Regions from separate parts of the Homo sapiens genome. Here regions 1, 2, 3, 5, 6 and 7 are each linked to region 4. Evidence: chromatin loops called from intact Hi-C (ENCODE). Cell type or tissue: endothelial cell of umbilical vein. All regions are shown on one strand.

What was found. Peaks named below come from ENCODE experiments on the same cell type or tissue, not always from the same donor. Only the 100,000 strongest peaks of a DNase experiment are listed, where the experiment ranks them.
Region 1: a loop joins it to region 4, with 9 times the contacts of the local background. A loop is called at or near these places in 2 of 110 quality-filtered maps.
Region 2: it touches region 4 in a loop (7-fold over the local background); 4 of 110 quality-filtered maps call a loop at or near these places.
Region 3: it touches region 4 in a loop (4-fold over the local background); 4 of 110 quality-filtered maps call a loop at or near these places.
Region 5: it touches region 4 in a loop (5-fold over the local background); 4 of 110 quality-filtered maps call a loop at or near these places.
Region 6: it touches region 4 in a loop (10-fold over the local background); 6 of 110 quality-filtered maps call a loop at or near these places.
Region 7: it touches region 4 in a loop (5-fold over the local background); 8 of 110 quality-filtered maps call a loop at or near these places.

Annotation. Positions count from the first base shown.
Region 1 is chr18:23,399,992-23,403,991 of GRCh38, reverse strand. The region is part of intron 3 of SLC35D4 (solute carrier family 35 member D4); the gene reads left to right. Among named protein-coding and RNA genes, the nearest start is that of SLC35D4, 36 kb to the left of the region's middle. In endothelial cell of umbilical vein, no CTCF peak of the experiment used is centred here; a DNase peak (open chromatin) is centred at 2,351; H3K27ac peaks cover 2,096 bases.
Region 2 is chr18:23,178,382-23,182,381 of GRCh38, reverse strand. All of the region lies in intron 1 of CABLES1 (Cdk5 and Abl enzyme substrate 1), which reads right to left. Among named protein-coding and RNA genes, the nearest start is that of CABLES1, 45 kb to the right of the region's middle. RefSeq lists a silencer at 1,696-1,745. In endothelial cell of umbilical vein, no CTCF peak of the experiment used is centred here; a DNase peak (open chromatin) is centred at 2,041; H3K27ac peaks cover 1,770 bases.
Region 3 is chr18:23,333,846-23,337,845 of GRCh38, reverse strand. All of the region lies in intron 13 of SLC35D4 (solute carrier family 35 member D4), which reads left to right. Among named protein-coding and RNA genes, the nearest start is that of SLC35D4, 100 kb to the left of the region's middle. In endothelial cell of umbilical vein, no CTCF peak of the experiment used is centred here; a DNase peak (open chromatin) is centred at 1,575.
Region 4 is chr18:23,258,721-23,262,720 of GRCh38, reverse strand. CABLES1 (Cdk5 and Abl enzyme substrate 1) reads right to left here. Exons shown (of 10, transcript NM_001100619.3): 10 at 2,251-4,000. It also overlaps a transcript of SLC35D4 not described here. Among named protein-coding and RNA genes, the nearest start is that of CABLES1, 130 kb to the right of the region's middle. RefSeq lists enhancers at 3,079-3,128, 2,759-3,422. In endothelial cell of umbilical vein, no CTCF peak of the experiment used is centred here; DNase peaks (open chromatin) are centred at 2,340 and 3,650; H3K27ac peaks cover 2,614 bases.
Region 5 is chr18:23,190,506-23,194,505 of GRCh38, reverse strand. CABLES1 (Cdk5 and Abl enzyme substrate 1) reads right to left here. Exons shown (of 10, transcript NM_001100619.3): 3 at 1-58. Among named protein-coding and RNA genes, the nearest start is that of CABLES1, 57 kb to the right of the region's middle. RefSeq lists a silencer at 55-255. In endothelial cell of umbilical vein, no CTCF peak of the experiment used is centred here; DNase peaks (open chromatin) are centred at 125 and 1,975; H3K27ac peaks cover 1,872 bases.
Region 6 is chr18:23,377,018-23,381,017 of GRCh38, reverse strand. SLC35D4 (solute carrier family 35 member D4) reads left to right here. Exons shown (of 15, transcript NM_032933.6): 6 at 3,347-3,372. Among named protein-coding and RNA genes, the nearest start is that of SLC35D4, 59 kb to the left of the region's middle. RefSeq lists an enhancer at 2,735-2,864. In endothelial cell of umbilical vein, a CTCF peak has its summit at 1,994 (motif pointing right); DNase peaks (open chromatin) are centred at 697, 807, 2,027 and 3,147; H3K27ac peaks cover 3,767 bases.
Region 7 is chr18:23,309,910-23,313,909 of GRCh38, reverse strand. All of the region lies in intron 13 of SLC35D4 (solute carrier family 35 member D4), which reads left to right. Among named protein-coding and RNA genes, the nearest start is that of SLC35D4, 130 kb to the left of the region's middle. In endothelial cell of umbilical vein, no CTCF peak of the experiment used is centred here; a DNase peak (open chromatin) is centred at 1,979; H3K27ac peaks cover 1,997 bases.

The sequences.
Region 1 (4,000 bases), 140 kb before region 4:
CATGAGCCACCGTGCCCAGCTAATTTTTGTATTTTTAGGAGAGATGGGGTTTCACCATGTTAGCCAGGATGTTCTCGATCACCTGACCTCGTGATCTGCCCGCCTTGTATATTTTATTCTCAGAACTGAAGGATAAGGAAATACAGTAAAACCAAATGTAAGACATGCTTAACAGTGCATTCTTGCTCACTAGAGGACAGGAAAGGATCCTTGATCCAGTTGCCTACTTGATATCTCTGCTTGGGTGTCCCAAAAGCATCTCAAGTTCATAATTTTCAAGACTGAATTCATGATTTTCTCCAGTCAAGCGTTTTCAACTTTTTCCTGTCTTAATGCACCACCCCTAACCCTGTTCCAACGTGTTCTCCGTACTACAGCCAGAGCAACCTTGTCAAAATACAAGTTAGACCATATTATTCGCTCCCTACCCTGGGTTTATTCCTCCATCTTCTCAAGCTACACTTGCCTTCCTCCAATTTCTTCTTGCCACAGGGCCTTTGCACATGCCGTGTTTATGTCTGGAATGTCGTGTCCCTTGCACTGTTCTACCCTGTCTCCTGTAGCCAGTTTAACTTTGAATTTCCCTCTCAAACGTCACGTATATGGGGAAGCTTTCCCTATTCTCACTGATTAGGTCAGTTTCCCTTATTGTATAGCATGGTCCTTTAGTCTCCTTTATAACAGTTATCAATGTAGTGTTTTCATTTATTTTATATGAACAAAACACATACGGTTCCCACCCATGTGACACAGTGTATTTGAGGGGTGGAGGAGACATTAATAATATATACAGGAGCTCCCTTTTCTGACTCTGTCAGTCAGATAATTAGTGGGTTAATTGAAAGTCACATAAATCAGGGAATCTTATTTTTATTTTTATTTTTTTGAGATGGAGTCTCACTCTGTCACCCAGGCTAGAGTGCAGTGGCACGACCTTGGCTCACTGCAACCTCCACCTCCCAGATCCAAGTGATTCTCCTGCCTCAGCCTCCTGAGTAGCTGGGACTATAGGCACCCACCACTTTACCCAGCTAATTTTTGTATTTTTAGTAAGAGACAGGGTTTCCCCATATTGGCCAGGCTGGTCTTGAACTCCTGACCTTGTGATCTGCCCATCTCGGCCTCCCAAAGTGCTGGGATTACAGGCGTGAGTCACCACACCTGGCCTATTTTTATATTTTTTTAAAAAGACAAGGTCTTACCCCTGCTGCCCAGGCTGGAGTGCAATGGCATGATCATGGTTCACTGCAGCCTTGACCTCCTGGGCTCAAACGATTCTCCCACCTTAGCCTCCCAAGTAGCTGAGATTACAGTCTCAACCCACCACACTCAGCTGAATTTTTAAATTTTTTGTAGAGACAGGCTTGCTGTGTTGCCCAGGCTGGTCTGAAACTCCCAGACTCAAATTATCCTTCCATTTTGGCCTCCCAAAGTGCTGGGATTATAGGTGTGAGTTACTGCACCTGGCCTAGGGAATCATCTTTTGCTGAAACAATCTATTTATTTTAATTAAAGACATATAAATGTGCATTAATTTGCTGATTTTGTGGTAAGGCTTTTCGTTTGTGTGTGGATTGTTGACTGGTGTCCGTTTCTTGCATATACTACCCTTAGCATATACTCTATGATTTTCCATTGAAATACATGGTTAAAGTAGAATGAGGCCTTTGGTACTTTGAAACAATATAAATCAAGAGTCTTTGATTTTTAATTCTTTTTCCTTTTTGCCCTATCCCTTCACACTTGCCTTGCCCACACCTGTTTTGTCAGCCATTTTTCCAGTGATTCAAATGTATTCTTAGCAGCGGCTATGGTCTTAGGTTGGTGTGTGGTGGAGAAAGACAGCCGTCACACTGACAGCATGGTGGCTCTGCAGTCCACTGCCTCTCCTGTGTGTCTGAAGTGCCATGAGTGTGTGTTGCTTTGGCCCTGTTGCCCCTGAGGGAGATGACTTCGGAGAACACAAGCACCGGGGTCCTGTGCCTGGGAGGTGGTCCCACGTCTGGAGCCAGAGGCTCACTCCGCTGTCCTCTAACACTTCCCACAAGTCTGTTTGGTCCTACTAGTCCTGTGTATCTCTTTTCTAGTTAAAGTTATTTCTTTGTATTTTTGGGTAGGAGGGTTAAAATACAAGGTGTTCCCTAGGCATGTTTTCTTTTCCTCACATCCATGGCCATTCAAACACCCTGATGCCTCTTGGAATATATAACTCAGCAGTTTTCTTTGTTTTAAGAGGGCATGGAGTACACATGTCTGGGGCCTCGCTGACCTTACATTCCAAAGTCCTGGGCCTCCCGCAGTGAGGCCAGCTGCCGTTTCACCCAGTGCACCTCCTCCTTCCTCCTCAATGCCCTGCCTGCAGTATGTGCTCTGTGCTTCCTTCTGGTGCACAACAGGCCATGGGCCTGTATCCTGCCTCCCTTGATTCATGTGAGCTTAATGTCAAGTGGGAAAAGCCACTTCCTAGAAGAATAGCAATTGACTGATGTCACCCCTGATCCATTGCAATGGAGGATGGGATCTTCCTTTCTCTGTTCATCTTTTGGTTGGGGGTGCTGACATCTATTACAGCACGACTAGTGTAACAGAATATCCCTCAGATAATTGGCTGCTTGGTCAATTATCTGAGTGTTTGCAGCTTATCTATTTGTATGTCAGTGTCTCCCATTAGATTATGAGGTCCGTGAAGGCAAAATATGAATGGGCGTTTAACAGCTAGGGCTTTGGAGCCAGACAGACCTCAATTCAAATTCTGGCTTTGCCATTTACCAGCTCTTCTCACCGCAGGCAAATTATCTAAACTCTTTGTCTCAGTTTCCTCATCTGTACAATGAGGGTAATAATAATAAATACCTTCCTCATAAGATTATTGTGCAACTTTAAGAAAGATGCAGTATATAAAACATTTAAAACAAAAAATGCAGCATATAACACATTTAAAACATATAAAAGAAAAAACCAGCAAAGTGCTTGGTTTGTGGCAAGTGTTCAATAAATGTTACCTGTGATGCTGCTATTAATGATAATTCTCAGCACCTTGTAAGTTGCTGTAAGTATTTGCACAATGAGTTTATGCAGCAAGTAAGGATTGAAGGCCCTTGCTAGACTGGAAACATTTAAATGCTAGGTTCTCCAGGAAGTTGTACAGATCAGACCTGATCTTGGATGGAGTGCTTGCCCATGCTAATAAAATTAACAAAGAACATTTCTTGAGCAGGCATCATTCCAGGAGATCAGTTCATTGAGTTAGTTGGGATTATTATGTTATATCCTGCTGGAATGGTTTCATTTATTTTTATTCATTATTAGGATAACTCTGGGAACTTGAATTAGTAGATTGAATATGCTTCTTTTTTTATTTTTTTGAGACAAGGTCTTGCTCTGTCGCCCAGGTTGGATTGCAGTGGCGTGATCTTGGCTCACTGCAACCTCTGCCTCCTGAGCTCAGGTGATTCTCCTCCCTTGGCCTCCTGAGTAGCTGGGATTATAGGTGCTCGCCACCACCATGCCTGGCTAACTTTTGTATTTTTAGTAGAGACGGGGTTTCACCATGTTGGCCAAGCTGGTCTAGAACTCCTGACCTCAACTGATCCACCTGTCTTAGCCTCCCAAAGTGCTGGGATTACAGGCCTGAGCCACCATGCCCGGCCAATAAAATGCATTTCTAACTGATGAGAGAAGCAGGTTGCAACCTCAGTGATATGCACTGTGTGTGAGAACTAGGATTTTGATTCTAAATTGTAAGAGAAAAGCAGTTCGTGGTGTGGCTACAATTGAAAAATAAATGTACCCTTCGGAAGTCCTTAAAGGGTCCCTGAACCAGAATTCCAGCAATGCCAGGTTAATGGTTGAAAAAGCCAGCCTATGGCCACCCAACTGAAGTTCTGGGATTCTTTTTTTCAATTTCATCCCTTGAAACTGGTTCTTTTTGTTGTGATTCCACGGAGCTGTTTGGTGTAGCCTGGGTAAATAACCTTTTCAATTTTTAATAATCTGTAGT
Region 2 (4,000 bases), 80 kb after region 4:
AAACTTGGGATGGAAATGATCATAACCAACCTCCAGATAATAGGTGGTCTCCTTTATCCTTGAATGAGGAACTTTTAAGGTTCAACAAGCAAGAAGAAAGAGAGCTAGTTAGCCTGGAGCACTGAGGCCCGCAAAAGACCAAAAGGCTTTCAAGTATAAACAGGTGGATGATATGTATAATATATGCACATTACATGGGTGTGAAGAACCAGTTCTGTGTTCTCTGAGAGCAAAACATGAGCTCTGAGAGCAGAAAACGACTTGGGTAAATACCTGGGCCAACCACCTCTCTACTCACAAAAAAGGCAATTTCCTTAATGGCTCTAGTGTTCCCCATGGGTGTACCCCCCTTCCTGGCTGCACGCTGGGCCACTGGATGGCACAGTTGCTTCTTCACAGGTGTGGAAGAGGTGAGAGTGTCTTGGATACCTCAAGTACACAGGTGAGGAAGGAGCTGAGGTCATGATTACTTCACATCTGTCCAGACAGTTATTATGACCAAATAAACCCCAAGCATAGAAACAACTTATTAACACAGTCACAAGACACCCAAAAGCTTGTCATTATTTGCTTTGGTACTTATGTCTTTCTCTCACTCACCAACCTCCCTCTCCCAAACAAAATGGAAACACCCTAGAAGTGAGCTGCTTGGGAGGGGCCATGCTGTCACAGCCTGTGTGTTCCTAGGAAGGGACCATGCTTGGCCAACAGCAGGTACTCAATCATGGCTGGCTGAATACAGGAACAAATTCCCCTCACCAGGTAGGTGGGTATTCCTGGACTTTTCCCAGAGAGCACCTGACCTTCTGACCTTCCATTCAATGCTTTTCTATACACAATTATTAGTGGGCATCTTTTTTTTTTTTTTTTTTTTTTTTTTTTTTTGAGACGAAGCTTTGCTCTTGTTGCCCAGGCTGGAGTGCAATGGTGTGATCTTGGCTTACCACAACCTCTACCTCCCGGGTTCAAGCAATTCTCCTGCCTCAGCCTCCCAAGTAGCTGGGACTACAGGCGCATACCACCACATCCGGCTAATTTTTTTGTACTTTTAGTAGAGATGGGGTTTCACCATGTTGGCCAGTCTGGTCCTGAACACCTGACCTCAGGTGATCCACCCGCCGAGGCCTCCCAAAGTGCTGGGATTACAGGCGTGAGCTGGGATTACACCGCGGCTGGCCTAGGGCCGCTTTCTTTAATACATGCATTCCCAGTCTGGTCAACAGAGTCCAGAAATCCTCCTCAGCTTCCCAATGCCCCAGGACAAGGAGGTTATGGGTAAGGAGTCAGGGCTGGACAGCAAGAAGTCCCACTTCAACCTTATAGACTCTGGGAACCTACATGTTCTAGCCTCCTTTACCGACTTAGTCACCAAGCCTCAAGGAGCCCAATCAGGACCCAGCAAGAAAAGGCTTGGGGCATATTAGCCTAGAAAGCAGGGTTGGCCCTTGAGGCAACTAGAAAATCCCTTTTTTGTTACAGAATCTCTGACTTTCTGGGCGGAAGCCTCCATCCCCTGCTTCTTGCATCCCTCCATCCCCCCACCACAGACATAATCTTTTGCTCTTGAAATGGTGTTCAGCTCATGCAGAAAAGGTGTCCTAAAAAGTAGGGTACAAATCTGTAGTTTGTAACTGTTTGACTATGGAAGCCTACTACTTAAAGGAGCCCTAAAATGAAAAACTATATATAAACCCAAGAATTAAAATCAGCTGCGCTTAGTGGCATGCACCGGCAGTCTCAGCTACTCAGGAGGCTGAGGCACGCTTGAACACAGGAAGTCGAGGTTGCAATGAGTTATGATCGCATTACTGCACTCTAGCCTGGGTGACAGAGTGAGACCCTGTCTCTACAAATAAATAAGTAAACACATAAGCCCAAGAATTGTACTATCATGTGTATGTCATTTGTGAAATGCTGGTTTTCAAATACTAGGCTCTCTTAAAGGAAAATGCCCCTCCATCACCCTATTGTTATTTCCTTCATTTCCCTAGCAGCATCTTAAGCTGTTGACTGCCACAGCACCATCAGCCTGCTCCTCACATTCATCAGATAAGTGATGATAACATTGTTCGTGAGTTGGCAAACTTCAATGCCAAGATTCCAGATGCTCCTCCAGCAGAAGTCCAATCAGACTGCGCTCACTTAAAAAAAACAAACTGTTGGCCAGGCGCGGTGGCTCATGCCTGTAATCCTAGCACTTTGGGAGGCTGAGGCGGGTGGATCACGAGGTCAGGAGATCGAGACCATCCTGGCTAACACGGCGAAACCCAGTCTCTACTAAAAATTAAAAAAAAAATTAGCCGGGCGTGGTGGCGGGCGCCTGTAGTCCCAGCTACTCAGAAGGCTGAGGCAGGAGAATGGCCTGAACCCGGGAGGCGGAGCTTGCAGTGAGCCAAGATTGCGCCACTGCACTCCAGCCTGGGCAACAGAGCGAGACTCCGTCTCAAAAAACAAAAAACAAAAATAAAAACAAAAACAAAACAAAACTGTTTCACCCTAGTACACGTGTTCACAGATGAAGAAAAAAAAGTCAGCTGCTACCTCTTAACAGAAGATACACAGACCCTTAAAGCAAAACGGCCTTCCCTTCAGCCTGAGGACACATCCATTAGACACATGCTTTGTTTTGTTGTCCACGGATCTAAAGCTTTGTCCAGCAGCAAAAGTGCCGATGAAAGTAAGCATGGCCCTTACTGCTCACCTGGCAGCAGCTGCTTGTTAGACCCTGGAGGAACTCCAAGAGGAGAGCCACAGAGTCTGACACTACAGTGGCATACTGGCCGGGCCAGGTCACCAGGCTGGGGTGACTGGAGGAGCATTTGGTCTTGACCAGTCAGCCTGATGCCATCCATACCTCTGAGCACTGGGCACACAGCTGGCTTGGAAGGAAAACCTCCTCCCCGAGCCTCAACTAACACGCTGAAAGCCAGATCCATATCCAGAATACAGACCAAAGGAATTCAAAATCCCTGGGGTGGGGGAGTCACTGGGATTTTTCTTGTAAAGGAAGGAAGACAGGATTATCTTTAAGAAAAGGAGGGATGGTTAGATTTTTTTAAATTAGACACAATGGGAAGAAACCGTTTTTTCTTTATTTTTTTAGACGGAGTCTCTGTCTCCCAGGGTGGAGTGCAGTGGCGCGATCTCGGCTCACTGCAACCTCTGCTTCCTGGGTTCAAGCGATTCTCCTGCCTCAGCCCCCTGAGTAGCTGGGATTACAGGGACCCGCCACAATACCCGACTAATTTTTGTATTTTTAGTAGAGACAGGGTTTCACCGTGTTGGCCAGGCTGGTCTCGAACTCCTGGCTTCAGGCAATTGGCCCGCCTCGGCCTCCCAAAGTGTTGGGATTACTGGTGTGAGCCACCACGCCCGGCCAAGAAACTGGTTTTGAATCTGGCTATGTTTTAAAGTCTCCAGCTGATGAATCAGGCAAAAACCAAATTAAAATCAATACACTAGAGTTGCCAATCAGCTTGTTCAAATAAGGTCTGTTTCTACATTTTCATAGGCGGGTCAAGAAAGCGACTCTCTAAATGTTTACAGAGAATACAAAAGGCTCTTGGCTTGCCTGAGTTTACTTTTGTTTCAAGGGCTCTCATCAGACTTGCCAAATCCTGAAAAATCAAGGTGTGAGGTTATCTTGGTATATGGGGCTATTTAGAGCTGACAGGAACTGCTGCTAGGATTTAATAGCTGGCCAGAAATTCATCCCCAAAGATCTCCCAGTCTACCCTGCCCACTGCTGTCCTGCTAATCTTGAAAAACACTCTTTCCCTCATGTCAGTCCCTACTTGAAGATCCAGTGATACCCCCTGGGAACAAGTTCAAACTCTTTTGACAAAGGGTCTAGAGGGAAGGTCAGAACACAGCAGCAGACACAGCACACCTGGCCGCCATGAAGGTACATGCCCAGGGTCCCTGGACAGCCTTAGGGTATCAGGACATCAGGCGGCCAGCCCAGGGTCCCTGGACAGCCTTAGGGTATCAGGACATCAGG
Region 3 (4,000 bases), 75 kb before region 4:
GCTATTTTTCCAGGTTTCAGGAGCTTGGGTGAAAGTAATAGCAAGGCCTAATGTCTTTCTTTCTTCAGTGACATGTTGACATTGACATGTGTCTTGATCTATTGCCACAATATTGAACTAAGAAGGAGTCTTGGTTATGTCACTTTACTAGACAAAATTAAACCTGTTTGAAATATACGATGAACTCATGAAAGTGTTATCAACAGATGTTATTAAGATTCCATGTTCAGAATTTTAGAATATCTCCAAGACCATTGGTAAAACTCTCGATGTTTCTGGTGGAATTAAGAGAAAAAGATGAATTTTTTTTTAACGTGGAATAATCACACAGATTTCATGACTTCTAAATAATGTAATTTTTTTTTTTTTTTGAGACGGAGTCTTGCTCTGTCGCCCAGACTGGAGTGCAGTGGCATGATCTCAGCTCACTGCAAGTTCCGCCTCCTGGGTTCACACCATTTTCCTGCCTCAGCCTCCCAGGTAGCTGGGACTACAGGTGCCCGCCACCATGCCCAGCTAATTTTTTTTGTATTTTTAGTAGAGAGGGGGTTTCACCATGTTAGCCAGGATGGTCTCAATCTCCTGACCTTGTGATCCGCCTGCCTCGGCCTCCCAAAGTGCTGGGATTACAGGCGTGAGCCACCGCGCCCGGCCTAAATAATGTAATTTTTTACCCTTCACTAATTTTTTGAGATACATTTGTAGGGAAGTTTCAAGGCTTAACATTGACTCATACCTTGAACTTCTGAGGAGGTGACAAGTAAACAAATCTCTCATAGTCTGTAATCATAGTTCTTATAGGTTCAATTTCTGGTACACACACACACACACACACACACACACTACAGGGGAAATCATAGAAGTATGTTTACAAAGCCCATCACACTTTGCTCTCACTAGGTCAAGTCTATGCTGAACAGAGTTGGTTCTCTTCATTTTTCTACTTTGTATTCTATTACTGCTGTTATTTCTTTCTTTCTAGTCATCCTTGCATTATCATCCTGATTCCCACTATCTCTTGGGTGGGGAGCCTGTTACTGTCTTTCTCCACCACCTGGATGGTGAACGGTAATCACAGAAGAGGGGGCTCCTCTCCCCAGTTCACTATTTGAGGTTCTTCCCATCTTAGCTGCTGAGGACACCTCACTCCTCCTTCCCATCACGTTTCGAAGCTCATTTCAGATATAACTTTCTTATAGCAGTTTAGCATTCCTTTTCTTCCTTCAGTTGTTATTCAACACCTTCATATGTTCTGGAAGGGTCTGATGAAAATACATTGTTAAACCACATGAAGCTGTACTGTAATGTAACTTTTATATTGAAAGACCATGCTTAAAAAATCTAATTATGGCTGTTCCCTAATTAAATCATTTTTCTTTTTCACTGTCTCAGCGGCTATGGCAATAAGAATAATTTTTCATGGAAAATTAAAACCTAGAGGCAGCAGCATAATTTCCTTTGCAGACTCTCGCTCGGCAATAATAACAGCATGTCTGATGTCTTTCCATGACATCACTGATGAGGCGACAGGAACATGAAGTGGCAAGTTTGGGAGCTGCCATTCGCATGGAAACAGCCAGCCAAGAAGTTAGTTATCTGGGAGTTGTTTGTTTATGAACAAGGTTTTCCTGCAGGGAACGTGGGAGGGGAAATACAGTTTTGGATTCAGGAAAAATTTTTAAATTCCATTTCCTATTGTCAAAATAATTCATAGAGAAATGAGTGCTATGAGTGGACATTTTGCTGTTTTGAGTAAGGTTCTTGTTTTTTTTTTTAATTTCCAGTTATGTTGTCTTCATTTTTTCCGAGCTATTTTTAATGCCTTTGATCATCACAATCTTCTGTGTTGCAAAAATAGGATAACAATTCTGTTTCACAACTTCTGACTTGAATGAATTCGCTCATTTATCATTTGTTCATTTACTGGGGAGATGTCCTTACTTTCTGTAAACTTCCTGACTCTAAGGTTTTTATGGGTGCCGTTAGTGTCCCAGATAATTTTTTAAAAAATGAAAGTCGTTTTTGCAACATAAAGGCCAGTTAATTGGGAATATTTGCACGGCCTCCTCTAGGGGATGAATTGATGTGTGCTTGGTTTATTGTAGTATGGTGTCCAATAAATGAGTGTGGGGTGAGTACTCACTCAAAAACTGATTTTATTCTGCACACCTTTGCACTCCTGTCAGAAACAGAGAAAGGTGGAATTCTGCATATATCTCGTAAAGTAACTTCATTGCCCCATTTTCCTGTGATATACCCATTCCTTCCTTTCTTTGTGCCATTTATTCTATAGGGGTTCGGTTTTCTTTTTAAAGACCCTCTGTGTGTATCCCTAAAACTAAGTTCCCTAAGGTGTGGCTGAACATAGGGTAGTTAGCAAAGAGCACAGTAAGTTCTGCTGGTGCCCCAACCAGAGGGCGGACAATGGCCAGGACCTATGGCCTGTGTCAGCAGAGTGACTGCCATAGTCAAAGCAGACCTAGATGAAGCAGCTCTTGGGAAATTTGAAGGAGTAGACTTTTTTATGGGAAAGCTAAGTTTGGATGCATCAATGATAGAAAGGCATGACATGTAAATTTGGAAGAATTTTAGCAGATATTTACTTGGTACAATTTTGTGAAAATAACTGTCTGTTACATTGTGCCTTAGAGACATCTTGGTGGCCTGGTACCCGGATGCCTCCTCAGACTTGTTTTCCTGTTCTATCCCCAAAAGTGGAATTTGTATAAAGTGTAGTTATTCACCCATTTTTTTCCTGCTTAAAATTGCTCTCCTCTCTTACAAAAAGTAGTCCAAATTTGCTTTTTCTCCTTCTTGCTTGCTTGCTTTCTTTTTTTTTTTGAGACAGAGTCTCGCTCTGTCGCTCAGGCTGGAGTGCAGTGGCGCGATCTCAGCTCACTGCAATCTCTGCCTCCCAGTTCAAGCAATTCTCCTGCCTCTGCCTGCTGAGTAGCTGGGACTACAGGCCCGTGCCACCAAGCCCAGTTAATTTTTGTATTTTTTTTAGTAGAGATGGGGTTTTACCATGTTGGCCAGGCTGGTCTCGAACCCGTCCGACCTCAAGTGATCCGCCTGCCTGGGCCCCACAAAATGCTGGAATTACAGTCATGAGCCACCGTGCCCGGCCGGCCCCTTTTCCCCTTCTTCACTCTATGGTGGCACTTTGCGCTAACCTGGTCGTTCTTTAGATAAAGATGTTTGGTGTTGTTTTGTTTATGTATAAGTAGACTGTGTCTGATTTTAAGGCCAGACAGTGAAGTACGAGCAAATTGTGCTTGTTTATAGGACTCCAAAATAGCCAGTTAGTCAAGTATGCAACAAGAAAAGTTTTTAAGTCAACAGCTAATTGCTTTGTATCACATAAATACAACTAGCCATGAGACTGAATTTGTAATTTTGGTTGTTTCTGTGCAGTTTGACAGGAGAAGGGTTGAAGGGGAGGATTGTGTGGGGAACAGGGTCTCCCTGGCCACATTTCCATGTCAGTCTTCTTGTGTGAGCTCTGGGGTGGTGTGGGGTGGGGATTGCTGCACAAGGAGCAGGCCCAGGGTTGCATCTGTGTCCAAGAAGAATTCTGTCTTATTTCTTTCCTGCCTCACCCTCAGGCCATTATTCCCTACTTAGGGCTTTATGTGTTTTCCGCACAATTTTCTGGCATGGTTATGGTTGGCCTTGAATATAGTAGGTGATTAGTCAATATTTGATATATCAAATGCCCACCACTTTCCCTTTTCTCCCCTTCAGGAGAAGAAAAGTAAAGGAAAACAGAAAAATAATAATAATCAGGTAACTATACTTCCCAGCAATCCACCTGCTCTATCAGCCTGTGAGCCCAAGGAAGGCAGGGCACATCCTACTCAGGGTTACATCCCCAGCACCTAGCAGAGCACCCAGAGGCATAATTTGAATTGCAAAAGAGTTGGTGATTTTTACAGTACTTCCAAAATTTGTAGTCCAAATGGAATTAGGAGCCATTATTTTCAAGTCTCAGGTTAGTCCT
Region 4 (4,000 bases):
CCTTGGCCAACCCTGGGCCCACCTGGGGAATCTGTCTCTCCCCTGGAGCTTCCCTTTCAAGCTTCCACATTGAGGCTCATCTGGAGAACAGCCTCACGGCACCTGGTAAGGGTGCCTTGCACCTGCCCCCAGCAGGCTCTGCCCGACATCAGGAAGCCCACAGAACCCAGTGGAAGACACATTTCATAAGCGCTAGGTGGACGTCAATCAGTGTCAGTCCAAGCAAACTGGAGGTCTGCCCATTTGTGATGTCCCCAAGGTCACAGCTCTACAGTCCCCAGCTACAGTAGAGAATTGTGCTCCAGTGCTGTTGGGAACCCTGACTTGCCACCATCCTAACGCTGTATCTGTGAGCCCTGGGAACCTGGGATCCAGGCCTCATCTGAGCAATGTCCTTAACCAGCAGCTGCTGTGATGCACTGTAAGTTAGCTCTGTACTTGGGACCAATATGTTAGCTGTTGCTTAGTCCAGTTTACATCTTTTTGGCCTTGTGCACCCAAAAAATTGTTAGATGAAGCAGCTAGGTAAACACATGTCAAAACAACCTCTGAAGCTGGCACTATTCTTTTTGGTATTAAAGAAAAAAATTTAGATTTTTCTCTATACCTTTCTCTTTCCTAGACAGTTTTATGTCCTATGCTAATACGGAGGAATGGTGCCTCTCAGACTTTAACAGGCATACAAATCACCAAGGAGGAATGGTAAGATGTAGATTCTGCATCTTTAATAAGCCTGTAGGTGATGTGAATGCTGCTGATCCTTGGGCCGTGCTCTTAGTGGCAAGATGGTGGTGAGAGATGGCATATGGAAGCCCCAGCTTATGATGGTTTGACTTGCACAACTGTCAACTTTATGATGGTGCAAAAGCATTCCGTATAAATGTACTTTGAATTTTGATCCTTACCAGGCTAGCCATGTGCTGTATGATACCCCTTGGAGATGCTAGGCTGAATCATCTCACATAAAGCCTATTTTGTAAGAAGGTGTTGACTATCTCATGTAATTTATCAAATACTGTACAAAAGTGTTCTGAGTGTATTTGAGGTAGGAAAGGTTAAGCTGTGATGTTTAGTAGGTTAGATGTACTTTTTTCTTTTTTTTCTGAGACAGGGTCTTGCTCCCTTCACCCAGGCTGGAGTGCAGTGGTGTGATCACTGCAGCCTTGACCTCCTGGACTCTGGTGATTCTCCCACCTCAGCCTCCCAACTAGCTGGGACTACAGGCGTGTACCACCATGCCCAGTTAATTTTTTGTATTTTCAGTAGAGACAGGGTTTTGCCATGTTGCCCAGGCTGGTGTCAAGCAATCCACCCACCTCGGCCTCCCAGAGTGCTGGGATTACAGGTGTGAGCCACTGTGCCTGCCCCACCCAGCCCTTAAAAAACAAAATAGAGACATGGTCTTGCTCTGTTGCCCAGACTGGAATAAGGTGGAATGATCCTAGCTCACTGCAGCCTTGAACTCCTGGGATCAAGTGATCCTTCTGTCTTAGCTTCCTGAGTAGCTGGGACTACAGGTGTAAGCCACCACACCTAGCCGTACTAGGTGTATTGATGTTGTATAGATGATGTGTCATCTGAAGTCAAGAAGTCTGTGTGTGAGGAAGCACAGTACTCGCGAGGCATTTCTTTGTGGTTTTGCCAGTCTTAGGTTTGCAGCCTTTCTGGACTACCTATTTCGAAGTCTAAAGGGCCCTTTATGGGGTGGGGGCTCTTAGATAGCACCCCTTCCCATCCTGGCCTGGGTCCCTTCCGCTGGGCTGTGTGCAGGTGGCAAGAGGACCTTTCCCCTTCACCTGCCATTTTTCTTCTTTTCCAGCTTTGAATCTCAGCTTTGCTTTGCAGCTGCATGACTGGAAGCTGCTTTTTATTGACATTGGTGTTGGTGATGTGATTCCAGATTTACACTCAGTTTACTCCCTGCTCTTGCTGGCCCTCAGCACTGTGCTTACCCAACTGTGCCAACAGCCCCGGGGAGGTGACGTCAGGGCGCGCCCCCATCCCCAACCCCAAAAATCCCCCTTGATTTGAAAGATGTCTTTTGTTGCTGAACAGGTAACAAAACCACCTGGCTCAAATGCACTTCATTCTCCAGCCTCCCCCCACCCCACCCACTTAAGCTTGCAGCAGGGCAGAAAGGCTTCAGGCTCTCAGGAGTCACGGGAGGCAGCCAGGGCTGGGGAGGGCAAGGGGCCAGCTGTTCAGCACTAAGCCGGAAACGTCTGAGTGAGAGATAAAGAACTCAGCAGCCAGAGCATTCAACAGTTTTATTTGCTGTTGGGGAATGAAGGGAACAGGAAGGAATGACATGGAGGGGAAGGAAGCTCCTTACTCCCGTCACTAAGGTAGGGCACGTGGTACAGAGTGGCTTGTGTGAAGCGGCCGCCCCAAGCTGAGCCTGCAGCTGATAACCACAGACACCCTGGCAGGGAAATCTGTGATCGGAACAACAAAATGCCAAGGAAAACAAAACCCATTTGCATTTGGTATGAATTTCCTGTTTAAATAGGTTTTATTAGCGGGCAAGAAAGGAAAAGTGGTGACTTCAAGGTGTCATTGGGCTGGCAAGGGCTCGGGCCCCTGGAGGGGTACAGTGGGGGCTGGGCCACACTCCCTGCTGCCCGTTTCCTCCTGGGGGCAGCTGCAGCAACCTCTTGGCTTGTCTGCTTCCTGTCTCTTACCTAACAGTCAAGGCTCACTAGAGGAGTCCCGGGCCCCCTAGGCTGGCTCCGGGGGAAAAGGAATCAGGCAGAACCGGCTAGTATTATCCCAAGGAGTGTGGCTGGGCGGAGCTTCCCCACAGATCTCTGAGTGTGGGGAGGACTGGAGAGGCCTCAGGGCAGTCCTGAGAGGGGGCAGGGCTTACAAGGGGCTGAAGCTGCCCTCTGTGGAGGAGGTCAAAGGGCAAAACCTCAGAGCCAGTCTACTGCCTGGCCTTCTCGCTTCACAGGCTCAGACTTCCTCCTCGCCGAAGCCCAAGGCTGCGACGTGTCTGGAATGTTCCGTGTCACAGAGGTGCCTCTGGCAGTGACCTGCATCTCTCACCCTCCTCCACTTCCTTTGCCTCCGAAAAGCTCATGTCATGGACGTGCAAAAGGAGACCTCCTGATAAAATGCCTTCTCAGCCCCGACTCCTCACAAATAAATTAAAACCCACAAAACTGTCCATTCCACAAATCCACAGGCCAGGAGACAGTTTAAAATGAAAATGCATCTTTAAAAAGTAATGGACCACTAACTTCATGGGCTCACCTCATAAATGCTAAAAACCAAACAAATCACCCCAAATCCAAGTAAATTAGCCTGATTTTATCACACAGGAAAGGACTCAGGCTTCTCTCCCCACGTCTGGGCTGGCGGCCTGTCATCCATCGGACGTCCCTCCCCCCACCCCACTCCCCAGAGCTTGGCAGGAAATTCGGGGGCAGATGGGCAGTGGGGAGCTCTCTAGACCATTCTCAGATACCACAGGACCTGCTTCTCAGAAAGGCTCTCCCCCTGTAGGCACTGACCAGGAAGGTGGATGGCTTATCAGAGATGCAAGGTGACAGACCCCATGTGAGGAAGGCCAAGGGCATTTTGTAGTTCAGGCGATGGAGGCACCTTGAATATTTTCTCAATTTTGCTTTATAAACAGCAAGTGCCCTAAGTACCAGTTGATCTAGCTTTCGATCAGCCAAAGAGACCACATTAATCATATCCTCTCCCTCCTCCCTCCCCCCACCACCCAAATCACTGTCTTACAACTGATTCTGGCCAAGGAAATTTGTTAGCAAAATATTTAGGACTAAACTCAGTGCAATCTAAGATTCTGAAGAAGCCAAGTATTCTGTTTTGGCCCTCACCAGCTGCTGCTTGAATTTCTCCATCCTCCAAGACTGTCAAGAATCTGACAGCTCTGCTAACGAAAGCTGCAGACCCTCGGTTCGGTTCCATCGCCCTTTCTCTGGGCTGGTGTGTGAAGCTCCGAATCTGTGACCTCACTAGAATCAGTGTGCGC
Region 5 (4,000 bases), 68 kb after region 4:
GATAAAATGAATCTTCTTAAAATTCTTTGGTCTGGGTGAACCTGAGAGAGTTCGACATCTGAAAAATAAAGTCATTTCAAAAACACAGTCAGTTGCCTGCTGGACAGCTGAGACGTCTCCACATAAAGACAGGAAGGAAGGACCAGACAAATGGCTTGAGTCACCCCAAAGCAGGCAGGAGTCCGCGAGGATAATGAAGACAACACGGCTGGAAGCAAGGAAGCTTAAAAAAGGCCCAATAATAGACAACTTCTTGATAATACTGTTATTATTTTACATGGGTCTCTAAAAAGCCAACTAATCAAGAATATTGTCCCCTGCATTAAAAAAAACAAAAACCTATGCAGATTCCAAAGACATTATTCTTTATTGTTGTCTTAAAAAGAATCCTGCTGTATCAACGAAGGGGAAGGGAACCAAAAACTGTACATTTAAAGGGGGTAGGGAAACATCGGAAAATTCAGTTCAAAAACAAGCCTGAATCATTTTTCTTCTGCAACAAGATTTTGGCCTGAATTACCTGGACAGCTGTCTTAAGTTTCAACTTGACCTGCTATGCCTGGGAGGTCACAGCTTTACACTGAATGAGAAATCAGAGACCCAACTAGTTGCTGTTTTTGTTTTGTTTTGTTTTTAAGATAAATTTTAAATAAACATTTGTTGAGCTAAAATGGCTTGGATTCAAGTTTTTTTAAAATTTTTATTTTGCTGGAGTATATAGCATTTGCCTGTACTATAGGACTGGCAAAATAGACCATAGGCCAAGGAGACCTTATTTGTGTGTAGTGTTTTCACCTGGCAAATTTTAAGTTACAAAACCACAATCACAACGACAGAAAAGCAAAATGCTCAACAAACAAGAGTCTCAGTTTATTCTAGATAAAAGGGGCTGTGACTTTTCGATTTTGGGTTTTGCTACCGAAAAACCTTTCTGACCTAGGCCACAGGAGCCAGCTCCTGCCATGGGACATGGGTGCCTGTGACCTGATTCTTGACTCTAAAGAAAGATTCTGGGCTGGGGCGTGGTGGCTCACGCCTGTAATCACAGCACTTTGGGAGGCCGAGGAGGGTGGATCAACTGAGGTCAGGAGTTCCAGACCAGCCTGGCCAATATGGTGAAACCCCGTCTCTACTAAAAATACAAAAATCAGCCTGGCGCGGTGGCAGGTGCCTGTAATCCCAGCTACTCAGGAGGCTGAGGCAGGAGAATCGCTTCAACCCGGGAGGCCGAGGTTGCAATGAGCCAAGATCGTGCCACTGTGCTCCAGCCTGGGTGACAGAGTGAGACACAGTCTGGAAAAAAAAAAAAAAGAAAGATTCTTTTAAAGGCTTGCAGAACCCTGTTTGAGGACATTTAGTAGATGCTTCCTGTGGCTTTCAGGAGGGGTTAGAGTGGGGTTGGGATTGACACTCCCCCACCCAACTCTAGGCCTCCAAACCCAGATTTTTTAATTTTTTAAAAAGAAAGACAAGGCCTTGCTCTGTCGCCCAGGCTGGAATGCAGTGGTGCCATCATAGCTCACTGCAGCCCCAAAATCCTCCCACCTCAGCCTCCCAAAGTGCTGGGATTATAGGTGTGAGCCACTGCGCCTGGGCCACTAAACCCAGATTTAATTGGCTAAGGTTCAAGGAGATAGGGCCTCACTCTGCCTTTTGCTCTCTGAGAGCAGACCCAGAACTCCAAACAGCCTCATTTCTTCCTCCAGAATGACTGCTCGAATCTGCAGGCCACTCAAAGTTCCCACCTGTCACACACACGCAAAGAAGGTTCTTGAAACATGGAGTCACTGGAAAGAGGAGAATCCCTGAAAGCATAAAGTGGTTTCTAGATAGGGCCAAGGGTTCAGAAGCATCCTTATACCACTTCCCTGGCTTCCTTTCCCAGGAGCAGAGCTTCCTGGGCCAGTCAATCTGAGGGCAGCAGGCCAAGAGCTAGACAGTGTGCGGGTTCAGGCGGCTCGCAGATCCTGCCACCTCAGCAGACTCTGGCTCCTTCCTCCCACCTCCCAGCTGCAGGAAGCTGGGACTGACGCCAGCACAGACGAAGGATGGCCTGAGTTGCTCTCTGCAGAAAGAGGGGCCCCAGATTCCTCAGCCTTCTTCTGGAAGTGGAAAGCCACAAAAGGGCCACAGGTGGCTGTCTGTACCAGCAAAGGAAGGAGCTGAGGCTGTGATCACTTTAACAGCTGCGGCCACCAGCATCCATCCACCCAGTCTGGAAAACCAGGGCAGGTGCCGATGGCAGCCACGTTTGCTGCAAACAAATAGAGGTTTTTCTTGACAACTAGTAGAGACGGCTTAACTCCTTATTTTTGGACACCAGGTAACCACTAGGCAGGTGCAAAACTTCTCAGTCCAAGTCCTCTCATGACGCATGCTCAGTTCTTGGAGTTACAGGTAGATACAGGAAATCCACTAACAAACCACGATGTGCTAGAGGAAAGTAGGACTTTTAACAGGGTAACTTAACAAGATGTTTTATTTCCATATCAGCACCCAATTCTAACTGCACATACACCTTACTAATCTAGCCCTTCATTAAGCAAGCTGTTTGTTGTGTTGCCTTTTTTTTTTTTTTTTTTTTTTTTTTTTTTTTTTTAAGCATTCAACCAAATCACCAGGGAATCTAAGAAATGCTTTAAGAGAATTGTGGCGTTGGCAACAATTGCCAAGGAACTGGAATACCGGGCGCTCAGGTTGGCAGGTTAAGCGAAGAATGAATTAATTTCACAGCCGCCTGCAACAGCGTGTAAACATCCATTTAAAAACATACATTTTAAGTGATGCAAAATTAAATTAGCATAGAATTAAATTAAAAACTAATTTAATGAAAGATTAGCTCTTTCTTGTTAGCACTGATTACAGGATATACTTAATTATGCAAAAGGTTTAATAGATTCCTTGGAGCCATTTGTTCTTCTGCTAAGCTTAAAAGCAAGTTGGGCTAATAGCCTTCCACCCCCACAGTTCCCAAAATACTTCAGCATCATTATTGGTGTTACCATTTCACAGACCAGAGAAGGCTTCAGCGATCAGCCAATTGGTCTTCCCATTTTATAGATGGGAAAACTGAGGCCCCAGAGACACTAAGTCAATTTACAATGCTACATACCCAGTTGGAGTCAGGCTAAGAACTCAGGTTCCCAGGCTCTCAAACTAATGTCTCTTCTTCTACATCATGCTAATATAACTCCTAGGAATAAGTGAATGTCTAAGTAAATATGAGAACAGTTATGCTTTTTAAGTTCTCTTTTTTTTAAGTTTTCTTTTTTAAGAAACTCCAGGCTAGAGTGCAGTGTTGAGCATAGCTCATTTAAGTCTTGAACTCCTGGGTTCAAGCGATCCTGTCGCCTCAGCCTCCTGAGTAGCTGGAACTACAGGTGCACATCCATGTGCCTGGTTAATTTTTTTTTTTTTTTTTTTTTGTAGAGATGGGGTCTCACTACATTGCCCAGGATGATCTCAAACTCCTAACCTCAAGCAACCCCTCTGCCTCAACCTCTCAAAGTGCTGGGGTTACAGGTGTGAGCCACCGTGCCCAGCCAATATGAGAACCTTATTTATTTATGTATTTTTGTGTTGACTGATTGATTGTAGACATGGGGGTCTCACTACATTGCCCAGGCTGGTCTTGAACTCCTAGACTAAGCAATCTTCCTGCCTCCACCTCCCCAAGTGCTAGGATGATAGGTGTGAGCCACTGCACCCGGCTGAGAACTTTTTTAAATCAAAAAAAGGTCCTTTAGTGGAATAAACACTTGATTTCTAAAACTCTTCTGATTTCTGACATTCTTAGAATTTTATAATAACAAGATTTGAGGTTCAGTGCAGTATTCTGTGAACGCTGGTACAAGTCACAGTTGAGGCCAACAAGCATTTTTACTGCATTCATTTGTGCTACCACAAGGCTGAGGACCAGTCTGGGTGGATTCCGTGAAGAGGGGTGACAGCGCACCAACCAGGAACGCAGAACCCACGTCCTCCTCCAGCCTCTCCTCGA
Region 6 (4,000 bases), 120 kb before region 4:
TTGCACGCCACCTCACAGACTGTTAAATGTTACCATGAGGGCTATTTTGTCTACTATGTGTAGATTTTACTAGAATCATTTTTGGAGAGTAAAAGTTGACCTCCTTGTGACTTCATTCTCAGATTATGAAAATAAACTATCTGGAGCTGTAGAGTTCATTTTCACCATCCACAACAAGGCCTTTGTGTATTCATGCACACACACACACACTCATGCACACATACACACACACACACACAGTTTGACTGTAAGGCAATACGTGGCTCGAGGAATTAATCTAACTACCTTGCAGAATTATTTATTATAGTTTAATATTAGAATACTCCTGTTTGTTTATTCATTTGTTCAGGATTTATCAAGTACCTATGAAATGTCAAACATGTTGCTAGGCCTAAAGCTGCAGAGACGTAGGAGACGCATTTCTTAGCCTTAACGCAGAGTTGGATGGAGGGGCTGGCCTGTACACTCGGGCTGGCACAGGGTATGGGTGGGCCAGCGGGTGAGCTCCAGTAATTCGGCATGGGAGGAGCAAGGAAAGCTTCCCTGGTGGATAGATTTGAGCTGAGTCAGGCAGGATGGGAAGGGACTTTCCAGTTTGATAAGGAGAAAGGGCTCTCCTTGTCAGGCAGGCAGAGGGAGCATCAAGTGGTGGCTAAGGGTGCCAGCAGGGGTGACACCGCAGGACTGGCAGGCAGGTGATGGGCAGCTTCCCTCATTCCTCAGTGCCTCAAGTGCTCTCCTCTCTAACATAGAACCAATGACTGTTAATTACCCCATGATTAAAGGATTCAGTACATGCAGAGCCCTTAGAACAGCACCTGGCAGTGTGAGTAGCCCTCACAGTTCAGTTAGCTAACCCAGAGGAATGTCAGCTATTTATTGTTAATTTTGGCAGCATGACTTCTTTTTTTTGTTTTGTTTTTGAGACCGCCTCACCCTGTCGCCCAGGCTGGAGTGCGGTGGCGTGATCTCAGTTCACTGCAATCTCCGCCTCCCGGTTCTAAGCGATTCTCCTGCCTCAGCCTCCCGAGTAGCTGAGATTACAGGTGTGCGCCACCACACCTGGCTAATTTTTGATATTTTTAGTAGAGACGGGGTTTCGCCATGTTGTCCAGGCTGGTCTTGAACACCTGACCTCAAGTGATCTGCCCTCCTCGGCCTCCCCAAGTGCTGGGATTACAGGCATGAGCCACCACCCCTAGCCCTTTGGCAGCATGACTTTTGAGGAGTTATAATAACCCATTTAGAACCCTGAGACCTCAGTAGGACTTGTTGCTAGGTTATTTTGGACTGAGTATCCTGAAAAGGAAAATGACTGCCATGAACTCAGTCATATCCAGAGCCCTGGGAGATGGAGCTAAGTAATGAACATATTGCCTGTTTTTACTCTCTGTATCCCAGGATCTGTGTGCTCTTTTACTCCCCTCCATGGAAGGGGCCTTTTCTTTTGGCCTGAAACATTAGCCCTGGAAGTTACTGGGTGAACATGCTATTCACAGAAGTGGAAGAGCATCCCTTTAGTCCCTCCTCTCAATTTCTGCTCTTACACTAGGCTGTTGAGGTTTTGGTTACATTTAGCTCTATTTTGAGTAACTGCTGGGCATGGTGGTTCAAGCCAGTAATCCCAACACTTTGGGGGGCAAAGGCAGGCAGATCACTTGAGGCCATGAGTTCAAGACCAGCCTGGCCAACATGGTGAAACCCCATCTCTACTAAAAATACAAAAATTAGCTGGGCATGGTGGCACACACCTGTAATCCCAGCTACTTGGGAGGCTGAGACAGGAGAATCGCTTGAACCCAGGAGGCAGAGGTTGCAGTGAGCCAAGATCACGCCACCGCACTCCATCCTGGGCAACAGAGCAAGACTCTGGCTCAAAAAAAAAAAAAAAAGAATTTTTGAGTAACACATTTATCATACCGGGGGCAGTTACGCAGGTGTGAGCCAGATCACCTTTGCCCTCCTCCTTTCAGCTCTTGAGGGCTAACTTCCCAGCAGATGGCAGTACAGCACGGTTGGCCTCGCGTCCTGTGCTCTGCAGAGGCAGGGTTGGACAAAGATCAAGATTAGAGTCTAAAGTTGCAAAAATAGAATCTGTTCATTAAAACAGGGGAAACTTTATTATTTAGGCACACATGAAAACTTAAGGTAGCCTTTGTAGTAAGCCACATGTTTCTCTTGTCAGCGCTTCACGTCTAAACAATATGTTCATACTTCACACTGCCTGAACTAGCATCAAAAATTGTAGTTTGTTCCCAGCTAGCAGAATAATCCTTCTGAAATGTTTAGAATTAATCAAAAGTTTAATTGTACCTGTTCATTTCCTCTATCAAATATAGAAGAAAAATCTGTGTCACCCTCTGCTAACATGTTACTCTCTGCTAACATGTACAAATGAGTTCTCAGTACAAAAGTCTGATTTCATTAAACTGACTCATCAAAAGGAATTATAAGGGTGAGTCCAAATCAGAATGTCTTCATTACAGGTAATTTAAATGCCAAGTTTATATTCCTCCAGTCTGCCTTTTTTTCCCTTGTCTCTCGGGATGGAGTAAAATGTCCCTTCTCCTTTTTTCTGTTTTTTAATTTTCATATCACACCAGATAGTTTATAGGACTGCTCTGAGTCAGCTGGATTAGTGAATGGAATATTTAAAGAGACAGAACTAAAATAGAAGTTGAGGTTGGGTGCAGTGGCTCACGCCTGTAATCCCAGTGCTTTAGGAGGCTGAGGCAGGAGAATCGCTTGAGGCCAGGAATTCAATACCACTGAGCAACATAGTGAGATCCTGCTGCTACAAAAATGAAAAAAAAAAAAAGAAAGAAAGAAAGAGTAGCCATACATGGTGGCTCATGCCTGTAGTCCTAGCTACTCAGGAGGCTGAGGTGGGAGGATTGCTTGAGCCCAGGAGTTTGAGGCTGCAGTGACCATGTCATTGCACTCCAGCCAGGGCAACAGAGTGATACTAGATAGATAGATAAATGGATAGATAGAACAAGAGCTTAATTGCTTTTTAAAATACAGGTTACATCTATTTCTTTCTCTCTCCTCTTCTTAGCATGTAAGATTTTTGAAGACACAGCCCCAGCGTCATTTTATCTTTCACGAGTAAACATCATTCTAATGGTGAAAGTACTTTGCTGAAGTGACTCAACTCTGGAATTCTGAGTCATCCTTCATTTGGCCCAAGCAGAAAAAGCCTCAATAAATACTAAAGTGCAGCAAGCTGTTAAGCTCTTGATAAATCTACTCATAATTTATTTGCCTCTTGATCAAAATGTTTCCTTTTAAGAGGAATTTAAAAAGTTTTAAAAGTCTAATTGTATGTTTCTTTACTTTTATGCAGAAAACATCTCCTGCAAAGATCTGTAGGTAAGTTTACTGCCCTCCCCCCAAAAAGCCATAATATAAGATTTAACCTATTTTTAACTTGAATGATAAACTGTTCAAGATTCATACTCTAAGAGGTGGCAGAAGAATTTATTATAAACATTCATATATCCCTAATTTGTGTCTTAGTCTAAAATTTCTTGTGTTTTTCTTTTCTTTCTGAAATATTTTATTCCAAAAGAGAAAACACCAGAACCAACCTGTGCTAGATTTCAGTCATTGATGCCCAAAACTTTACTAACAGTTGTGTAATACTGATGGAGAATGAAAATGAAAAACATGGAAATGACTTAAAAATTTAAAAGTAATGTTTGTAGTTTATTTAGTCTTTAATATTTTCCGTGGTGGAAAAAGCACCAGCCTGGAAGTCCTGGGATCTGAACTGCAGTCCTGGGCCATAGCAGGGTGATTGTGGGCAGCTTTCCTCGTCCTCTTTGCCTCAGTTTCCTCAGCTACAGCGTAAACTGGGCCGTCCTGTCATGCAGACCCCGGTGCCTGCAGCATTTGAATTCTAACCTGGGTGCCTTGCATCTGACTGCTTCCCGCTTCCTCTGCAGGCCAAGCAGCTCAGTCCTGGAGACAGAAAACCAACAGAGGTGCTTTGATAGAT
Region 7 (4,000 bases), 51 kb before region 4:
TTCCCTGGGTTGGAGATCAGAGTCAAGTGTGGAGCACAAAGAGGGAGACTGGTGTGGCTTGAGAGTCAGGACCAAAGCAAGGTTCCACTCAGTGGACTGTGTGGCCTTGGGTGGTTGGGGTGCAGTGAGAGAGGAGGGGAGCGAAGAGGCAGCTTCAGTGGTTCCATCCTCAGTGCTAATACCTGGGGGCCCTGTGCTCTAGGTCCCACCACCAGGTGGATCACTCAGGAAGCCCCTGGTACAAATGGGAAAAGCAATGCATTCCCACAACTAGTGCTCAGCAAATGATGGGGAGGTGGCAATGATGCTCTTCAAGGGCTAGGCAGGAAGTGAAAACTGGGTAGATTTCACACCTGTGTGTTTTTAGTAGAATTACTGATCATCCTGGATGACCTTGTCACCCAGGAGCTGGAAGTCAGGAATTAAAGTTTTGCTTCTTGTCACACACTCACACCAGTGCATTCCTTTGTAAGCCTCCAAGTGCTCCAGAGTCACAGGGGGCTCCTTTTTTTTTTTCTTTTCCCTATTTTACCCCTTTGCTTTTAAATGCTTGTTTTGGGCTTAATGATAAAAGATTTTGTTTTGTGTGCTGACACTACATGTTCCTACATGTCTCAGAGCAAATTTTAAGCTTTCAAGCACATGAGGAGCCTCTTCCCCTGTGCTGACTTTCCAAGTGAGCAAAAAGGAAGCCAGTACCAAGCCTGTTGCATGTTCATGTGCCCTCCAGGGAGGATCAGAGGCTCAGGTTCTTTTTTTTTTTTTTTTTTTTTTTTTTTTTTTGAGATGTAGTCTCGCTCTGTCACATAGGCTGGAGTGCAGTGGCGTGATCTCGGCTCACTGCATGCTCCCTCTCCCGGGTTCCAGCGATTCTCCTGCCTCAGCCTCCCTAGTAGCTGGGACTGCAGGCGCCCGCCATCACGCCTGGCTAATTTTTTGTATTTTTAGTAGAGACGGGGTTTCACCATGTTAGCCAGGATGGTCTTGATCTCCTGACCTCGTGATCCGCCCGTCTTGGCCTCCCAAAGTGCTGGGATTACAGGCATGAGCCACCGCGCCCGGTTGGCTCAGGTTCTTTCCACCCTTTGTCGAATGTGACTGAGCCAGGCTCTGCGGCACTGACCTTGGTCCTGGGATGGCTTCCAAGTCTTTGACCTTAAGAGTTCACAATGCAGAGAGGGGAGATAGGCTTGTAAACAGATCACTGATTAATAGGACAGTAGTGGGGCATCACGCACGTAGAAACCACGTGCTGGGGAGAGAACACATCATCCTTTCAGAGGAGTCTTGCCTGTACCGAATAGATTAAAAATGGGCCCGTCCAACCCCACAGTTGTCCCACGGTGCAAACAACTTCAGTCTACATTCTCTACAGAAATAAGATAAAGGGTCTCAGGCAGCAGCACACTTGTTCCTTAGGTGATAAAACTTGAGAATTTTGAATTTTGGAAAGGTGACTCAGGAGAAGGCAGGAGACTATACAAACATTTCCAGGAAGTGGCAGACGGCGAAGGCACCGGAGTGGCTGCTAAACCAACCTTCTTTTCAAGTAAGGGCTGGTTTAAAATTTTTAAGATGTGTTTTTTTTGGCAAAAGGTGCATTTCAGAGGAATGAGCAGACCAGCTATCTATCTCACGGCAGACAGGATTCCTCCTAAGCTAAAGAGGCTCACGGAGGAGCAGAGGCACAAATCCCAGGCTGTGGGTATGGTGGGGGACAGGGCAGTTGTCCCTTTTTACCAGCTGGACTGAAAGTCACCTGAGTTAGGCAGTCAGAGAACAAGGAGAGAAGCCAATCAAAGAAGGCCTTGAACAGCGGGTAAAAACAGGCAAGGACAATAAAGACAATGGTGAGGACATAGAAATGACAAGTTGGGTCCTTTATAAATCAAGCGAAGTGTTCCATTATGCGGAGCTGCCAGCACAGCCAACATCCATCAGTGGGATGGAGCCTTTCTCAGCAAGTCCAAGAAATACATCTCCATTGGCACCGTCCCAGGCCATGTCTAAGAAGTTGCAAAAGGAAAGAATGACTAACAACATAGTTAACTTCAGTCAAGACTAATGAAGGGGGTGGGGGGAATGAAGAGAAACATTACAAAAAAGGAAGGTAATCAAACAGGCACAAACAATGTAAAATATTTCTTCAAACAGCTAAATATTAATGAATTGGGAGACCTAGATGAAATACATTTTGAGGAAAAGTGAAAATGGAAAATATGCAACAATGAGAAAGAGAAGACTTGATTAGGCTAATAGCTATTAAAGATCACCCCCAGCTAGGAGATCTAGATCCAGGGGCCTTCAAGTCACGGGTAACTTTCAGAGTCAAGATCATCTATAACTGTTGCAGGATAATAAGCAGAGAAGCTGATGAACTCACTTATGTGGTTAGTACAACATTGTTTCCAAGACCAGACAATTGCATTGAGAGGTAATAACATTTTAGTCCACTTCATTTATGACCATAGATGCAGAAGTCCTAAATTAAATGTTAATAAAAAAAAAAAAAAGAAGGGCCAGGCACGGTGGCTCACGCCTATAATTCCAGCACTTTGGGAGGCCAAGGCGGGTGGGATTGCTTGAGCCCAGGAGTTCAAGACCAGCCTGGGCAACAAAGTGAGACGTTGTCTCTACAAACAAATATTAAAAATTAGCTGGGTGTGGCAGTGTATGCCTATAGGCCCAGCTACTCGGGAGGAGTGCTTGAGTCCTGGGAGGTCGAGGCTACAGTGAGCTGAGATCACGCCACTGCACTCCAGCCTGGGCGACAAAGCGAGACCCTGTCTCAAAAAAAAAAAAAAAGGGAAGAGAAAAGAGGGACATTCATCATGCGCATCAGCTCAAAAGTTGTCATTCAATATGATCTTTGAGAAAAAGCCACCACTAGTCTCCACTTAGAGAAATCTCTTTCCCTATCCTTTGTATTCTTGTAATTGTCTGTCTGGCTGGGCTTCTACTTCTTTATTGCCCCTGAGGACAATACCCAGGTCTTTTTTTGTAATCAAGGTTTTTGCTACAAATCAATAAAGCGAGGCAGAAAGTGATACCAAATGACTTAACTACAAAGAAAAGTTCCAAAATCTCACCATGTTTATATCCTATCATGAGAATTCTGTATTTGTAGTTCCAGACTTCTTTCTGAGATGGTAATGCGTGACGATGAGGTTCATAAACATACTCCTTCCTTCTGCTTGTCTGTCTGCTGCCTTGCTCCCAGCTTGGAGACCCAAAGAGGCCTCCAAGACAGCACATGAAATCCCCTTGAGGGAGATGGTAGCTGAACCTCTCCCAACCTGGCCTACATCCCACCTCTCACTGCAAGAAAGCAGTTTCTTAAGCTTACCTTCCCCATGGAAGCTGTTTTGACCTGCAGGATGTGGAAGACTGGAAGCCAGAAACATCTTTCCTTAAGCAGACATTCCAAGTGTGGACAGAGCGGGGCCACTGGTTCACACACTCTCTTGGTGCTGGGGGGTTCGAGGCACTTCTGGGGTCTGAGTCCTGTGGCTGCCATTCCTGAGACACCTTTCTGGAATTTCCAGCCTTGAGAGATGTGGAGGTAACCTCTTCCCTCTCCTCTGGCTTCTAGATATTTGCAAATAATTAATTAATGATTTAATCACTCCTTTCCCCAGGATGCACCTGGTTTCTTAGAATGTGTCATGGATCAGAAAGATGGGAGCATTAGGTGAGGACGGAGAGATGGTGCATTGGACAAAGGCTGGGTGACAGATAAGTTTTTATCTGGAGGATCCGAGAACAGGTTAATGAGCACATCTGACCTTGGAGACGAGTTCTGCACTGCTGAGACAAAATGGAAATGAGTTTTCTTAATATACCCCTTCCCTGGAGAGAGATGAGGGCGGCCTTGGCTGTGCGCCTCCCTTTTGAAGAATTTGGAAGTTAAATGCTTCTTTGAACATTCTCACCTCCAAAACAGACTAAGACTTAGCCTTTTCTACACCAAATGCTTGGCTCAGAGGCACCGCTAAGTACA